Regions from separate parts of the Mus musculus genome. Here region 2 is linked to region 1. The links are chromatin contacts, found by Hi-C or POLR2A ChIA-PET in ENCODE. All regions are on one chromosome and are shown on one strand. The core of a region is the stretch at or near the end of the contact, and the rest is flanking DNA. Distances in the headings are between cores, read along the strand shown.

Region 1 (5,693 bases), core at 1,517-4,016:
GCCAGGGCTACACAGAGAAACCCTGTCTCCAAAAACCAAAAGAAGAAGGAGGAGGAGGAGGAGGAGGAGGAGGAGGAGGAGGAGGAGGAGGAGGAGGAGGAGGAGGAGGAGAAGGAGAAGAAACATTTGCCTGACAAATTCAGAAGAGGATGCTCACAGCCATCCAGTGGACTGAGCACAGGGTCCCCAATGGAGGAGCTAGAGAAAGGACCCAAGGAGCTGAAGGGATTTGCAGCCCCATAGGAAGAATAAAAATATGAACTAACCAGTACCCCCAGAGCTCCCAGGGACTAAACCACCAACCAAATAGTACACAAGGAGGGACTCAAGGCTTCAGCTGTATATGAGCAGAGGATGGCCTTGTCTGTCATCAGTGAGAGGAGAGGCCCTTGGCCTTGTGAAGGCTGCATGCATGCCCCAGTGTAGGGAAGCAGGAGTTGGGTGGGTTAGTGAGCAGGAGGAGGGGGAATGGGATAGGGAATTTTTTGGTGGGGAAATGAGGAAAGGGGATAAAAATTGAATTGCAAATAAAGAAAATATCTAATTAAAAAATAAAGAAATTAGTGTTAGGGGATGAAGTGGATTGGGAGAGGGTGATAAAGAGTGAAAAAACAACCACAAAGTAGCAAAGATCAGGTACAGTTATGGGCGTGTTAAACTAAGTATGTCACTGAGTTCAGCAGGAGGGACCTTGAGAACCTCCCAGTCTGCTTCCTCATTTGTTAACTGGGAATAATAGTTCTTCCATAGCCCTGTTTTATGAGAGCATTCTGTGGCTGACTATGTAGGATAGGGATACAGAGTTGGGGCTCCCGGATGAGGCAGCTCTGATATGCCTATGTCCCCACAGATGCCGGTAATGAAGCAGCTGGGCCCTGCACAACCCAAGAAGCGGCTGGATCGCGGAGCACTCTCGATCTCAGCACCCCTCGGAGACTTCAGGCACACATTGCACGTGGGACGCGGTGGCGACGCCTTCGGGGACACCTCATTCCTGAGTCGCCACGGGGGCGGTCCGCCTCCCGAGCCTGGAGCCCCACCGGTTGTGGCCCCACATTCTGTCGCTCCACCTGCAGCCCCACAGCCCCCTGTGGCTGTGCCTTCACCTGCGGACCCGCTGCTGTCTTTCCACCTGGACCTGGGCCCCTCTATGCTGGACGCGGTGTTAGGCGTCATGGACGCGGAGCGCAGCGAGACAACAGCCACCAAGCCCGATGGGGATGCCCACCCTAGAGTGCAGCACCCCAAGACCCGCTGCTGCTCAAATGCTGACCTCCAGCTGGACGACGTCATCGGTCTGTAGTGTCATAATTCCCTCAACCCCTCCCTCCCAGCACTCCACTTTTGTACACATAAATGGCTGAGGTTTGTGCCATGGACTGTCTATTCACTTTACGCGGGAAAGGGTACAGAAGCAGTAGGGTGGTGCCACTTCTAGTTGGGGTGCCACCAACTAGAAGTCAAGTTGTCAGTGATGCTCCTTTAAGAGTTTGAATACGTATTCATGTAATGCCCCTCCCCAAAGGCGGAGTCTCTACCACAGTCCTATTCATCCCTCAAACCTTGACCGATCCTCACTACCACCTGGATAAAGTCCAACACCCGTGACAGCTGCTATCTGGCATAAAGAGTCACAGTCGCCTGGCCATCCACTTCCCTCCAGGTGCACTCTGACTGGGCGGCGCTTCCCTGCAAAGGGAAGCGGTTGGCGAGCCTTTGGAGCCACGAGGGTGTGGTTCCCGTGGGAAGGGCTTCAGGTCCCACCAACTGTGTGTCGCCCTGCGGGAGGCTGTTGCGTTACAAATCTGGGCACAAAGTTCAGCCTGAGACGTCCAGATATTTTAACATCTAGAGGTGCAGGACTGCCCGAACCTATATCGGGAGGGGGGTGAAGCAAAATTCTCAAAGGTTTTCAGAGGGGAGGAACAATTAGAATTAGTCTCTGGGTTTGTTTTGGGACGGGGCTATCTTAGGTCCCTAGAGGGATAAGACCAATTTAAATTAACCGAACCAGAGGTAGAGTAAGGGTTTTTATAGTTTCCAAAAGGGTGGGTCGTATATTTCAAACGTTAGGCTGGTGACAGGAGTAAAACCCGACCTCTACAAGGAGGCACAGGAGAAACCATTTCACCATGGTTGAGTCCAGGATAAGACCAATGAGGGGCGGAGCATGTGTAAAACAATCAGGTGGAGTGAGGCCAAGGTAAAGGGGTGAGGCTCCCAGGAAAGACATTTATAAATAACTTGACAGAGGCAGAACCAGGAGTCACTTTATTCGTTATGAGGTGTGGCATGTAAGATAATCAATTGCATGGGAGCTGGCTACAAACTTTAAAGACGGTTGGGGGCGGGGCCAAGACCGCTGAGTCCCACTCCTCTCCTCCCAACGAAGCTGCGGTGTTCAGGTAAATCAGTTGCTGCCCTGCCAGGCTCCCTAGAGGTCTCGAGAGGCTGAGCAGATGCAAAGTATCTGGAGGCGGCCGGAGGGGTTGTCTAAGCCCTACCCCCACCCAGGCTGCGGAGTATATGTAAATCGGATGCGGAGAAGCCTTTCTTGGGGCCCTGACAGCGGTGGGGCACTTGTCAAGTATTTGCTAAACTGTCTCGCTAAAGTCCCCAAAGGGAGAAGTTGTATGGAATAAGACGTGACTCCCTGGATGTCCAGAGAGAAGCTTGACGCACACATAAATTGGCTGGTTGGGCGGGGCCAGGCTCTTTAAGACTCCCTGAGGGGCTGGACATATGTAAATCATTTCAGGCGGGGCAAGAGGGGGTTCCCAGTGGCTTACAAACCCGGTACGCGTAAATAAACTGGACTTGAAATTAGAGCTCCAGAGCCCGTGTTACATTCTGACGCCCTGCCTGGTCCTTTGGCCTCCTTCCACCTGAGGCGGGAGGGGTTCCTGGCGTCACAGTTGGAGATCAACGCTGCAGACAGAGACCGCTTAGTGCGTGAAGGCCCATGGAGGCCTCGGCCGATTCCTCTGAGGCCCCCGCGGTCTGCCGCTTCTTCCTAGAGGGCCGCTGTCGCTTCGGTGCGCGCTGCCGTCAGCCACATCCCGGGGCCCCGGCGCCGTCCCCGGTGGTTACGCAACCGGAGGCTGGGTCCAAGAAGCCGGCTCTGCGTACTGCTGCTGACGTCATCCGACGCATCCGCTGGGACCCGCGCCTGGACCCTGCTGACTTTTCGGTGGGCTACACCGACCGCTTCCTGGGAGTGCAGGAAGAGCCATTCTGCGCCTTCTGCTGGGACGAGCCGCTGGCAGCGCTCGGACCTGGCGTGTTGGCAGTGCCGCAGCACCGCATACGCTACTTCCGCTTCCGCGGCCGCCTGGTATGGGACCGTGCCTCCCGTACTGACCTCATTTTTGGATCGGGCTCTGTGGCTGGTCGGGGACCCACTATCCTTGATGCGCTGGACGGCGGGGACGAGCATTGGACAGAGGTCACGGCAGAAATTCCCGACACAGAGAAAACAGGGGTGGGTTTAGAGGGTCTGGATACCCAGGATGCCCTTGCAGAGGCGGGTGGAAACCCGACCGGAACAGGTCTTGATTCGGGCCTGGAGACACACGAAGAGGGTGGGGCAATCAAAGAGACCAGAACTGGGCTTGATTCCAGCCTGGAGACACCTGAAGTGGATGGGCCAACCAAAGAGACCGGGCTGAATGGGACCACTGAGTTAGAAATGCCAGACCCAAGCATGAACTTCTCAGGAGTGAAGATCAGCTCAGTAGAGGAGCCCAGAGCTACATTGCTTCCACAGTGGCAGGCGCAGGGCATGGAAACGAAAGGGCTTTCTGCTGAAGAGATGGGAAATGTGTGGGATCCAGGTGTTTGGCCTGACGACAGAAGGGCCCCTCGCCAGCCCCGGCCCACACATTTTGTGGCACTGATGGTGACAGAGTCTGGGCTTAGGGCTGAGGTGGTCAAGGCCCAAGAGCATCTGGTCCGGATTGCCCCTTCTTGTGCTGAGTTCCTGGTACCAGCACAGGCCCTGCACTTGACAGTGGTCTTGCTAAGGCTGACAGGCCCTGGGGAGGAGGCTGCAGCAGCTAGAGCTCTTCGGAGAGCCATCTTGAAACCAGGGCTTCAGGCACCCTCCCAGCTACAGTTCAGGGACTTGGTTCTTCTGGGCCATCATGTGCTCTGTGCCACACCCTCCCCCACACTGACAGGTATGGCCCAAACACTGAATCAGAGGCTAGAGGCCGAAGGGCTTAGAGTGGTGCTGCTGCCAGAACTACAACCGCACCTCACCCTGGCTAAGGTACCACATGGAACCCAGGTCTGCCTCCCTAAGCCTGAGTACACCCTGAACCAGGAGCTAGGAAGGCAGCCCCTAAGTAAACTCTGGCTTTGCCGCATGGGTAGAGCAGGGCATAGCTATCTTCCCTTGGTAGAAATTTCCCTGAAATGACCGAGGTTTCATATTTCGGATAAAACAGGCCAAGCAGAAACAGGTTCTCGCTCTCTCTCTTTAATTTTGGTTTCAAGCTTCCAAAATGTACTGTACTCAATGCTCAAGGAGAATGAAGGAAGGGAGGGGAGAGGGAGGGAGGGAGGCAGGGAGGCATCTGGGAAAAAGCAGCCTGACAGTCCAGCTGTTTGCAACCTCATAGCACATCCTCCAGTTACATGGCAGAAGGGGGAGGGGTAAAAAGAAAAGGGGAGAAGGAAGAAAAGTAACTTAAATAAACACACACACAGAGAAAAGAGAAGGAAACATGACGTGAGTTGGTGATCCATGAAGGCAGAGGGGAGGAAAGAAGGGAGGGTAACCATTTTACCTGTGTTGAACCAGGGAGTGGGAAGGGAAGAGGCAGGAGGGAAAGAAAAAAAAAAAATCAGAAGAAACATTGGGGCAGAGGGAGGAAGGGACACGGAGACAACTTAATACAACTTGAGTAAGACGAGGCAGCCCGGCCGGCATGGTCCCGCGAAGGCCTTGGAGTCCTCAGTGCGGTGTGGCGCTGGTCTGGTTGTGTCGGTGGTGCTGGCTGGAGTTTCTGGGGTGAGGAGCTGAAGGTGGGGCATAGTCTTTAAGTGGCTTCCCTCACCCCAAACACTGAGGCCCCAACGGCTGGGCAGCAAGAGTCTATGAAGAGGCAGCCGAGGCAATGGGTGTGGCCGGCTGGTGCCCCACTGCAGCGGGTGCGGCCTGGACAGCCTGTCTTCTTTCTGCTGGCCCCAGCGTGGGATGGGCCGACGCAGAGTCAGGCGCTGGACTACGAGCTCGAGAGAGAGAGAGAAAACACTGAGACAGCGTTAGTGGAGGTGACAGGTGCACACAGAACCTGTAGCCCCGCCCCACCCTGCTCCACTATACACTCCCAATTATCCCCTCTGAGACAAAAAATAAAAATGTAGAAAAAAATCTCTGTACAGGTCCCCGGTGGGAAACGGGGGCAGGGATGCTGGCTCTTCCTGGAGCCTACTCCCCACAAATTTTTACAACCCATGTCCATGGCTCAAAAAATGTGAAAAGGCGGCGCTGGGCCACAGCCCTGCTCCCGCCCGTGCTCGATGGGTGCTTAGAAGGCTGGCAGCTGCGCCAGGCTGAGGCGGCAGTCCACGCTGGAGTTGTCCGGGCCCGTGTAGGACAGGCCCAAGGGCTCTAGGAAGGCCCGGCAGGCGGCCTCGCCCTCGAAGGCCAACTCGGCCTGCAGGTAGGAGACGGGCAGCGCAGGGCG
Region 2 (5,379 bases), core at 1,784-4,283, 480 kb after region 1:
TCTCTCTCTCTCTCTCTCTCTCTCTGTGTGTGTGTGTGTGTGTGTGTGTGTGTGTGTGTGTGATTTGTTTAAGTTTGCGTGTTAGTGGATAGGTATGTGCATGTGAGTGCAGGTGCCCATTGAAATACGAAAAGGGTGCCATCCCTTAGAGCTGAAATTATAGTTAGCTGTGAGCCACCTGATGTGGGTTCTGGGAGTTGAATTCTGATTCTCTGGGAAAACTGTCCCTCCCTCCTCCCTCTGTGTGTGTGTGTGTGTGTGTGTGTGTGTGTGTGTAGATAGGGTCTCTACACAACCCTGGCTGTCCTGGAACTCACTCTGGCCTTGAACGCACAGAGATCCAACTGCCTCTGTCTTCCAAGTGCTGGAATAAAGGTGTGTGCCACCATGGCTGTGTAAGGCCCTTAACCACTGACCATCTTTCCCATCCCCCTTTATTTTCCTAGACACTGGCTGACTGTAGTTTAGGCTGGTCTGGAACTGGTGGTGATCTAGCCTCCCTGTGGCTCTGATTACCAGTATAAGCCATCACATCACATCTAGCTCCCCACCCACTTTTTGTTTGTTTTTTCTTTTTTTTTTTTTTTTTCTTTTCGAGACAGGGTTTCTCTGTACAGCCCTGGCTGTCCTGGAACTCACTCTGTAGACCAGGCTGGCCTCGAACTCAGAAATCCACCTGCCTCTTCCTCCCGAGTGCTGGGATTAAAGGCTTACACAGCTACTACCCAGTCAACTCCTACTATCTTATTGTTTCAGGCCAGCTAACTAAGATCAGGCTTGTCCTTGGACATACCTCACAAAAGCTCAGCTCCTCAAAAGCATTTTCAAAATAATGGGCTGGGGCTGGTGAGATGGCTCAGCGGGTAAGAACACTGACTGCTCTTCCAAAGGTCCTGAGTTCAAATCCTAGCAACCACATGGTGGCTAACAACCACCCATAATGAGATCTGACACCCTCTTCTGGTGTGTCTGAAGACAGCAACAGTGTATTTATTTATAAATAAATCGTTGGGCATGAGCAAGTGGGGTTGACCAGAGCAAGCAGATGTCCTAAGTTCAATTCCCAACAACCACATGAAGACTCACAACCATCTGTACAGCTACAGTGTACTCATATACATAAAATAAATGAATAAATCTTTTTTAAAATAAATATTTAAAAAATAAACATAAAATCAAGGAATGGGCTGGGTGGTAGAGTTAGGAAAGCCAAAAGGCAGCCTATGACTGTCCCACTCTGCCCTTCAGGATACTCTGTGGCCTCTGTCCTGGGGCACTGGGTCGTCTGTCGGGAACCCTGGAGTTCCAGGTGCCAGATGAGGTGCTGGGGCTCATCTATGCGCAGACCGTGGTCTGGGTGGGAAGCTTCTTCTGCCCTTTACTGCCTTTGATCAACACTGCTAAGTTCCTCATACTGTTCTGCCTGAAGAAGGTGAGTCTGAGGAGTAGCCTAGGGTCTGAGCTGACAGGTGTTGGAGGCTGTAGTCCTGGGCTAGAGAAAGGAGGACGGTTATCAGGGCCCTGATTACTATGCCCTGAGGATGGGAGGAGGGAGCTGGAAGTCAGAGTCCTATTGGCTCAGAGATCTGGTCCCAGCCCCCAAAGGAGGCCAAAGCTCCAAGATAAGAAACAGGGAAAAGCAAAGGATTGACTCTTGAGTCTTACACCTCCATTTCCTCGCCTCTCCCTACCAGATAACCCTCTTCTCCATCTACTCACCGGCTTCCCGCACCTTCCGAGCATCCACGGCAAACTTCTTTTTCCCCCTGGTTCTCCTTGTGGGTCTGGCGATCTCTGCAGTTCCCGTGCTTTACAGTATCTTCCTGTAAGTACGAGAGACTTCTGTTTGTTCTCACTCTAGCTCGACTTGACTGAATCCAGTGTGTCTCCCCCTACAGGATCCCACCTTCGAAACTGTGTGGCCCGTTCCGCGGGAAGCTGTCCATTTGGGCCCAGATCCCTGAGGCCATTGAGAGCCTCCCTCAGACTGCCCAGAATTTTCTCTACTTTCTGGGAACCCAAGCTTTTACTGTACCTCTTCTGATCCTCTCTAGGTGAGCAGTCAGACTTTGAATGTGTGTAATTTAGTGTTTGAAAGAGAAAGGAGTTTCTGGGCACCTGAGTGCTAGAGAGGTGGGCTGGGTGCCTATATACAACAGAGACGTGGGGCTGGCCGGGATGCCTATAAATCAAGAGCAGGAGAGTCGGAGTGTGAATGCTTAGGGTCTAAGAAAAGACATCTGGGTTTGGATTCCTGGTCTGAGGAAAGGAGGGCTAGGGTGTGGATTTATCGATTTGATGAAGGGGGAGGAGGTATGGAGCCTGAACCTCTAGTTTAACCTCTGGTTAAAGGGTCTGAACTTTTGGGTCTAAAGAGAGAGGATAAAGACTTGTGTTCAGAGTCTCAAAAAGGGTTTTAAGGGATTTGAGGATCCTGATATTGGTTTCTTTAATTTACTTATTCATTTAATTTTTATGTGTGTTGGTATTTGGACAGTGTGACTGTCTGTGTGAAGTAACGAACTTGAGTTACAATTGTAAGCTGCCATGTGGGGCTGGGAATTGAACCCCGGTCCTTTGGAAGTGCAGCCAGTGCTCCGGTTACGAGCCATCTCTCCAGCCTGGTTTCTAAGGAGCCATATGATGAAGATGATTGTTTTTCTAGAGTGATTTTCATTCCTGTCTTCCATAGCATCCTGATGATGTATACCGTAGCCCTGGCTAACTGTTACGGACGCCTCATCTCTGAGCTCAAACGCCAGATAGAGACGGTGAGCCAGGCTGATTTCCCCGGAAAGGGCTCTATGAGACTATGAAAGAAGAATGAAAAGGTGTGCTTCACTTTCGCTCCTTTTTGCCCGCAGGAAGTGCAGAATAAAGTCTTCCTGGCCCAGCGAGCTGTGGCTCTGAGCTCAAGGAATGGAACTTCCTGATAAGTCTGGCTGAACCTTCAGCCCCTCAGCTTCAGTGACTTCATATCAAGTGATGGGACTCTTTCATCTCTGGAACCAAATTCCCCGCCCTCTGCCACCCGAATGCTACACTCTCAATTGAACCGTATTAATAAACAACAGTCAAGGCCGCTTTGCGTTTTGAAACCCCGTTCTGAAGCCTCGGACGGGGTTTGGGGAGGGGCCAGGTCCAAATCGGCCTGAAGAGCTAGGTTATGTCTGCTTAAAGGAATAGACAGGCAACAGCCTCATCAAGCAGCGTCCGGGGGTGGAGCAACTCAGGTTACAAATGCTTAGGATTGGCTGAGATGGAAGGCTCTCAGCCAATAATCTCTAAACAAGGCTAGGATGGGACGTGACAATTGGCCCAGAACCAATGCACGAGCAAGGGTGGAACCATGGGGCGGGAGCATCCTCGAGCCAATCGGAAGTGCTGAAGAGTGGGCCTGACAGTCCGAGGTCGGCACTGGAGCCATGAATATCTTGCCGAAGAAGAGCTGGCACGTCCGGAACAAGGACAATGTTGCCCGCGTGCGGCGCGACGAGGCCCAGGCCCGGGAGGAGGAGAAGGAGCGGGAGCGGAGGGTGCTGCTCGCCCAGCAAGAGGTAAGCCTGGGGACCGCCCAGAAGCGCGGCGGGCCTAGCTATCACTCGGTGCCGGGAGCGGGTCTGTGTGTTCGACGATGTTTCTCTGAAAATCCTGTGCTAACTTCCAAGAAACCTTCCTAGATTTCCCCACTGGTGTTGAGGGACCAGAGACTAGCATACTGGAAGAGTTGGACAAATATTCTGATTACTTTATAGGTTGCCCGCACAAGTTAATTACTGATCACCCACTCTGTGTATGCTCCCTTCCTTCTGAGCGCTTGCTTTGAGAAATTCCCTCTTAGAACAACTTGGAGGGGTGCGGTCACCTTGCTCTGAGTACAACGGCTTCAGCAAGGAGGGCAAAGGGCGGACAAGCCGGGGTCCACTTCGTTGGGCATGTCTTTTCTCCCTCCCTCATTGCTTGCCAAGAAAAGAGCATCTGGAGGTTTTATTTGGAACAGGGTCTGTGTAGCCGTGGCTGTTATGGAACTGGCTACGTAGACCAGGCTGGTCTTGAACTCAGCTTGCCTGTTCCACTTGAACGCTAGTATTGAAGACCACACACACATCACAGACTCTAAGTTACTCGATTAGTTTGGTTTACACTTAAGTCCCTTGGCCAATCTGATCATGAATTAGTGTGGGCTTAAAAAAAAAAAAAAAAGCCGGGTAGTGGCGGTGGCGCACGCCTTTGATCCCAGCACCTGGGAGGCAGAGGCAGGTGGATTTCTGAGGCCAGCCTGGTCTACAAAGTGAGTTCCAGGACAGCCAGGGCTACACAGAAAAACCCTGTCTTAAAAAACAAAACAAAACAAAACAAACAAACAAAAAGGTGACGCTTGTAATTAATCCCAGATACTAAGGCTGCAGAAAGGGGAGAATTGTGAATCAGAGACCATCCCTATCTGGGGTCAGGTTGTACTTGGAGTGGTGACCTGGAGCCATACCTTGGATTTAGATCCTTTGTCCAGAAAGCAATATTTGATTACCTTACAAGTTTGGGAGTATATACATACTTGTGTTGGGGACTGAATTTGGAACTACACACAAGGCAGGGGCTCTATGGCTGAACAAGCCACCTATACCTATACCTGAGTGGGTTTTCCTTGCATCACTTGAGACTGGGAAGCCTTCTGTTTTAGGTCAGGGATCTTCTCTGAACTATCTCTGATAGCCCAGTTTACTGTCTAAAAACATCGATTCTCCACTCCAAGTTAGAAATGGTATCTCTTCTTGCTCTCAATATTTGCCCCACCCCCACCCCCTCTTTTCAAGACAGGATTTTTCTGTGTAGTCCTGGAACTAACTCACTCTGTAGACCATGCTGGCCTTGAATTCAGAGATCCATGTGCCTCTGTCTCCTGAATGCTAGGTTCAAAGGTGTGTGCTACCACTGCCCTCCCTGCCCATGGACCATTCTTGTATCCTCAGCACTTCTGGGTTCTGAATGTCTTCCCTATAACCCTTCATAGGCCCGTACGGAATTCCTACGGAAGAAAGCCAGGCAACGAAACTCAGTGCCTGAGCTGGAAGCAGCAGACCCAGGAGCTCCAAGTTCTGGCCCTGTGGACCTGTTTAGGGAGCTGCTGGAAGAAAGGAAAGGAGTTCCCAGAGGCAATAAAGAGCATGAGGAAGAGAAGCGACGGGAAAAGGTAAGTTGGCCTCATTTTTTGGTGGAATCATGGGGGTGGGGACTGGCTGTGACTGTTAGGATATGGTGATAAGCACTCTAAAATTTTTAGAATATGACTGAGAGATATTACCTGTAAGTTGGTTACTGCTGTACAGCACTTAAACTGGCTAACCTTTTCCCATGGGACTAAAAAAAGTCTTAAGCTAT

The links. A loop is a pair of places that touch in the nucleus more often than their neighbours do. ChIA-PET counts read pairs that join two places held with the same protein, here RNA polymerase II (POLR2A).
Region 2: a map of heart shows a loop between it and region 1 (3-fold over the local background). The contact joins the promoter of Leng1 here to the promoter of Leng9 in region 1. A Hi-C loop is called at or near these places in 1 of 37 maps with a recorded cell type or tissue (heart). POLR2A ChIA-PET finds 5 or more read pairs at or near these places in 2 of 5 experiments (both embryonic stem cell).

Annotation. Positions count from the first base shown.
Region 1 is chr7:4,146,945-4,152,637 of GRCm38, reverse strand. Leng9 (leukocyte receptor cluster (LRC) member 9) reads left to right here and starts at 2,766. Exons shown (of 1, transcript NM_175529.3): 1 at 2,766-4,455. The coding sequence starts at 2,963. The coding sequence ends at 4,420. It overlaps Leng8 (leukocyte receptor cluster (LRC) member 8), which reads right to left. Exons shown (of 16, transcript NM_001374609.1): 16 at 4,465-5,693. The coding sequence ends at 5,535. Cdc42ep5 (CDC42 effector protein (Rho GTPase binding) 5) reads left to right here. Exons shown (of 3, transcript NM_021454.4): 3 at 851-1,378. The coding sequence starts at 851. The coding sequence ends at 1,303.
Region 2 is chr7:3,663,494-3,668,872 of GRCm38, reverse strand. It overlaps Leng1 (leukocyte receptor cluster (LRC) member 1), which reads left to right and starts at 3,033. Exons shown (of 4, transcript NM_027203.3): 1 at 3,033-3,557; 2 at 5,012-5,191. The coding sequence starts at 3,426. Tmc4 (transmembrane channel-like gene family 4) reads left to right here. Exons shown (of 15, transcript NM_181820.2): 11 at 1,249-1,432; 12 at 1,695-1,825; 13 at 1,899-2,054; 14 at 2,693-2,771; 15 at 2,865-3,119. The coding sequence ends at 2,933.